Regions from separate parts of the Homo sapiens genome. Here region 1 is linked to region 2. The links are chromatin loops, found by intact Hi-C in ENCODE. Cell type or tissue: sigmoid colon. All regions are shown on one strand. Each heading gives the region's core, and the rest is flanking DNA. Links, peaks and the distances in the headings are about the cores only.

Region 1 (2,911 bases), core at 239-2,738, 140 kb before region 2:
GAACTTCTCAGAATGGAATCTGCTCAATGTCTGCCTTGGGCACGAAGCAAGCCATGTTTTATCTTTAGCTTCTGCTAGAGGAGTCTGAGTATTTTCTCAGCTTACCTTTTCCAATATCTCAGGCTGTTCACTCTGGGTGCCTCACTTGAGGATTTGACCTTTTCTCCTTCTTTGTGATGGTTGTTTTGAGTTTACAAGGAATCAAATATTTTGTGGGCATCCTGGGGTTTGACTGTTCAGGGGGGAGCCAGAGACAGTACAAAGCCAGTTTCCCACTTTTCAGGCTCACTGAGTGATTTGCAGAATGGAGGGGGCTTCTGACACATGGAGTGTGAATTGTGTGCATAAGCAACTCAAAACCCAGGCAACCTTCAGCTCAGGGTTTCCTGTGAATCAGCTGGGTTTTCTGGCATAGCAGTGAGCAAGTGGCATTAATGAGGTAGGCATAAGATGATGCCAAAGGGGCTCGTCCATTCAGTAGGAGTTGGGCATAGCAGTGGTGGAGAAACAATAAACGAGGGGGCTGTTTTATCCCCTCCCCCTCCTTTTTTTTCTTTTTCTTTTTTTTTAACAGTAGCAACGTTTTGGCTGATTAAAGTACTTTTCGTGGTTCCGGGAGGGAAGTGCCTTTTGTACTACACACTAGAATGTCAGTTCTCATTACTGAACCCTGGCTGTTCAAATGCTATCTGAATTCTCCCCAAGGCCTCCTTGGGGAGGCTGTAGGCAGAAATTTCAAGGAGCTTATGCCAATTATTTTCTTTCTATCTACATATTGATGGCTCACCCACAGTAATCATGTGAGTCAGGTGCTATGAACACAGTTTCCTTTATTTCATTCATGACTTTTAAGACAGATAAGTTTTTTTTTTTTTTAACACTTTTTTCCCCTTAGCCTCTGCAACTGCTATTTGTGTTGTCTACTTGAGAATTACATGGCAAATCAGAGGGAGAAGTGACCCAGATTTTTTTGGGGGGTGGGGATGAGAGATAATTGTTTGGGCATTATTTTTGTTAATACCTGAGTTAGTCAAGGACATATAACATAAACATATTCTGAGGCCTCAGTGGTGGGAGCAGGTGTCAAACTCTGGACTGCATTGCTTAAGAAGTCTATAATTTAGTCATTTTGTTGTAAGTTACAGATTTTACTCTGTCAACTCACAAGGGAAAAGAGGAGTTAATTGAAGGATATGTAGTAGTCATTTAGCAAAAGCCAATGCTGAAAATCAAGTATCAGAAAGTACTGGAACTAGAGAATTTAAGTAGCAGGAAGTAATAGTCTCTTTAGGGAAGTACCAGTGTTTCACGTCATCTTCAATTTCTTTCCTTTTCCTGTTCAAGGTTAAAATTCCTATGCGAATCTGACTGACCCAGCTTGGGCTTCATTCCAACCTCTTGGCTAGATAAGAGTGTGGAACCTTAACTGATGGTCCCTTTGACTGCCCGCCACAAGGGAAGATCCAAAGTGTGGCAGAGAGTGACCAGGTCCCAGACAGGCAAAATCAGCAGATGTCCATTCGCAAGCCAAAAGAGCTCCAGGTGCCCTAGAAAGGGACATCAATGCCCCAACCTTACACTGTTCCTTGTTGTTAGTGCAGAGTGGCAGGACAGCCTCTGGGTCCCTTTCCCCAGTGCTCCGGGATGGACTCCATGTTGCCCCCTTTGGAAGAAAGATGAATTACAGTTATCCTTCTTGGTAAAGTGATCACAAAAACCAATCCATTTTAGCAGACTCAATTCCAATTTGAGAGGAGAGGCTAGGGCACAGAGTTGGCAAAGACTCTATCTCCCCAGGTTTCGGAGATTTGTCTTGAGTGGCTGTGAATGCTGAAAGGGAAGGCGATGATTCTCTAAACCCTTGTTCTCAGGCCCTCTGATGGCCGCCATTCCTTCAACTGCTCAGATGGGCTCCTATCAAGTCCTAGCAGGCCTCATGTGTATTATTTATTTGATTTTTTAGAAATTGTGCCATTTGCTTTTAAGGAACCTCTGGGAATGAGCATAATTAAGCATAGATTAAAATGTCTGAAAGACTAAAAACCACCATAGCGATACAGTAAAACGAACACAAGAAGCTTAGAAACAGCCTCACATTGTCATTCCATCACAGAATCCCCGTTTAGAATGATACCTAAAAATCAAGCCTTACTGGAGATGATCAAACTGAGATTTCAGCTTTTGGACTTTAACCGTGATTCTAACGATTTGTAAAGAATAGTATGGGACATAGGTCTTCTACACCATCAATGGAGGCACAAAGGGCATCACTCAGATTTGAAGGAGGAGCAGATGAAGGAGGAAAGAAAGAAGAGAAAGGAAGAGGAGGAGAGAAGGAAGAGAAGAAGTAGCGGGTGGAAAAAGAGGAGGAGAAGGACCCCCTGAAACTCCTAAAAAAAACACTGCAGGGGATTCTGGTGCCCACCAATGTCTAGAATTTTGCTACGAGCCAAGTAATGTTCTGGGTAAGACAAACAAACTGTCAAGTGCAGAGACATTAAACAAACAATGAAGATATTTATATAGAGTCATAACTTCTATGAAGGAAATTGTGACTGAGACAGAGTTGCTGGGTGGCCACTCAAAGTTGGGTGCTCAGGGGACTTCTCTCTGACAAGATGAAGTCAGTGGAGAGAAGAAAGCAGCCTTGGGAAGACTGGGGAGGAATTTTCCAGTAGAAGGAGTAGTGATTGCAGGGGCCAGGAAATGAGGCAGGATGACGTCCAGGTTGGCCTTTCCTGGAGCATCTGGGGAGAGGAGCAGGAGATAAGTAAGTCAGGTGAGTAGCAGTGGGGTAGGCAGGGCCAACGCTGAGAAGAAGAAGTCATTTCACACCCTTTCTCGGGGCCTGCTTTTAGGTAACTCTATCAGTTAGGTGCTTTGGGCTACAAGTAACAGAATCCTAACTGGT
Region 2 (2,911 bases), core at 172-2,671:
TACTAAAGGTCTCGGTTATGATGAGAAAAATGCTTCTAATACGATAAAAGCCCCTGAAAGCCTCAGGGTTCCCCAGCTTGCAGGATGGCAGCAGGGGCCTGGCTTTTCTTGGGAGGAAATGGGATCGCTTTTGCATCCTGTCTCCCCCAGTCCCTGTGTCCCACACCTCCCCCTCACCAGGGCTTCCTCTGTAGTAGTGTTTGGTGAATAGGGAAGGGGTGTCCAGACTGGTCACGTTGGCTTAGTGCTCCCTTAGGATGCTTATAAAGGAGCAGTTATGTTTTTCTTCCTTTTTTTTTCCTTCTTCCTGGGAAGCTATTTTCCTCTTATCTTCATTCTCTAAGTACTAAATAAAGACCCCATGCGTCCTGGAGCCCAGAGATAACCTCCCACTCCAGGGCTGAGGAAGTGTACTTTATGCAGTTATTGTCTCCCATTCCCTTGGAACTCTGTTCTGCTACCCAAGAATACAAGTTATTATTACATTTCCATCCATTACCTAGAAGTCCTCCTGTATTTACATGAATCAGCAGCTGTCTTCTACAGAGTATGCTCCAGGAGAGTTTCTCCTTATTCCCCATCTTCCTTCTATTTCCATCTCAAGTTTCTCTGCTTTGTGCCTCTCTCACTCTGGCTAATAAAGAAGCCCTGCAGATGGTGACTCTCTGTCCATAGTCTTTTGAAGGAGAGTGTTCTGTTACATCAACTGGGACCAAGGTGAATTCTTTGTGAGTGGTCAGAGTGTGATGGTAGCGTGTACACACAAGTTGCCCAGCTCTGAAGGGTGTGGAGGCTGTTACTTGGAGATTGTGAGCATTATGGGTAGCCGTAATTATTGGATGTGGACAAAGAGTTCTTATGGGGAAATTGCCAAAGTTAGTATTCCACTCTTCAAATCAACTGACTTATTGATTTACAACCTTCCAGCAGTTGATGTATTTGGATTTAATCTGGTCTTTTGTATGATTTACGTGGAGAAATGTTCCAAACCGATTGGTTATTTCACTGAAAGAGATGTCAGAGATGGGTGATTTGGTTAGTCTTTTGCTTTGTTTTCTTCTTTAAAATACACTACAGTTTCTGGAGCTAGAAATTTGCTGAGCAGATGGTACAAATTCTGCAACATGGTATTTGTGGGAGATTGAGTAGATCAGCGTCCCGCGACACAGGCCAATAGTGCATTTTCGACAGCATCATAAATGAGAGTTTGTATTCCCATTAGTGTCTCATGACAGGCAGCACCTTGGCGTTTCAATTACGGTGACTGTGCTAAGAATAGCCAGGCCTGGGAGGCAACATGGGGAACTGGAGTGGTCCCAAAGCAGATGAAAGGAAAGCCTGGAGTGACCGGGAGTTGGCATTCCTTAGAAGATGTTTACCTTCAGAAACAGAGGGCATCTGTAGCCCTTGGCAGGACATGGCATCCTGTTGGTACCGCAGTATATATGAGTGCACCACCTCTTGTCTCTTAAAATTTGAACAATTACACTGCCCTATTTAGAAGTTAAGTAGGGTTTAGACTTCCTTTCCTTAAGCATGTACCAAGTCTAACGTATGCTTTTATTTTGCCTATAGGGTAGTTTTAAAAAATTCATGACGTTTTTGGTTTGGTTTTTTTTTTTTTTTTGGCCAACATTTAAAATCGTTAAATGTCACACAAAAAAGTTTGTATTTCTGGCTTTGTCTGGAAAAATCAGATCTGGCCACAGTGGGCTCACATTCCCATGTGGCTGTAATTGGATGTAGCTGAAGAGCAATCATTACCCATTTGCCATAGCCATGTGATGACTATGTTTCCACTGTTCCCATCACTCCCTGTGGCTCCACAACTCAAAGGCAAGCCATTGGTTGCCAAGTATTGTCCCGCTTTCTGTTGTTTCTTCTTACAAGAAGAGCTATACTTCTTTGTATCCATGCCTTATCGGAAGTGGAAACAGATAGCCCAAGAGTGCTGTGTTTCTTACACTTGACCCACGGCACATACTTTATCTGCCTGGCCTTGCAGACACTGGGTTTTGTGACTTCTGGCTTCATGTTTGGGTTAGGAAAGAAAGCACAGTAGTAGTGCCATTTCTTCACCATCTGACTGGACAGTGCAGCCCCCCTGAGTGACCAGTGGCTAGAGGGATAAGTGGTTTTTCAACCCACAGAGTTGGAGGCTGCTGATGGTGGTAGATAGGGCTCAGTTTCCATCAGTGGTAACATGCAGGCCCTCATTCTACCGACTGACTCAGTGCAGTTATAATCCAGGGAGACAGCTACTAGCATAGTACATTCCAGTTCTTGGGCAGTTTAGAGGGTGCATTTTGATCTTTATGTCAGCCCACTTATAAGTGGTAAGAAATACCAGCCCGTATCTTAGCCTCTTGGTCACCTAGGAGATTGCTGTTGACTTAATCCCTATGTGACGTTAGTGTGCCTTTTTTTTTTTTTTTTTTTTTTTTTTTTTCATTTGAGACAGTCTGGCTTTGTTGCCCAGGCTGGAGTGCAGTGGTGCGATCTCGGCTCACTGCAACCTCTGCCTCCGGGGTTCAGGCGATTCTCCTGCCTCAGCCTCCTAAGAAGCTGGGATTACAGGTACCTGCCACCATGCCTGGCTAATTTTGTAGTTTTAGTAAAGACAGAGTTTTGCCATGTTGGTCAGGCTGGTCTTGAACTCCTGACCTCAAGTGATCCACCCACCTCAGCCTCCCAAAGTGCTGGGATTACAGGCGCGAGCCACGACGCCTGGCCTAGTGTGCCTTTTTCATAAACGAGAGAAATGACTGTGGGGTTGACTAGTTCTCCATTATGTACAAATTTCAGTAATTAAGGACCTTCTTATTTAAGGTCACCTGGCTGCTGTAAAGTTATAAATACCCTCTAGGGGTATATTACTCTTAAAATTATTTGATTCTGCACTTCTAGATGC

What was found. Peaks named below come from ENCODE experiments on the same cell type or tissue, not always from the same donor. Only the 100,000 strongest peaks of a DNase experiment are listed, where the experiment ranks them.
Region 1: it touches region 2 in a loop (2.1-fold over the local background); 1 of 110 quality-filtered maps calls a loop at or near these places.

Annotation. Positions count from the first base shown.
Region 1 is chr2:207,229,155-207,232,065 of GRCh38, reverse strand. The region is part of intron 3 of MYOSLID-AS1 (MYOSLID antisense RNA 1); the gene reads left to right. Among named protein-coding and RNA genes, the nearest start is that of MYOSLID, 9.2 kb to the left of the region's middle. In sigmoid colon, for the core only: a CTCF peak has its summit at 1,664; no DNase peak of the experiment used is centred there.
Region 2 is chr2:207,084,703-207,087,613 of GRCh38, reverse strand. The region is part of intron 3 of KLF7 (KLF transcription factor 7); the gene reads left to right. Among named protein-coding and RNA genes, the nearest start is that of MIR2355, 24 kb to the left of the region's middle. In sigmoid colon, for the core only: no CTCF peak of the experiment used is centred there; a DNase peak (open chromatin) is centred at 1,303.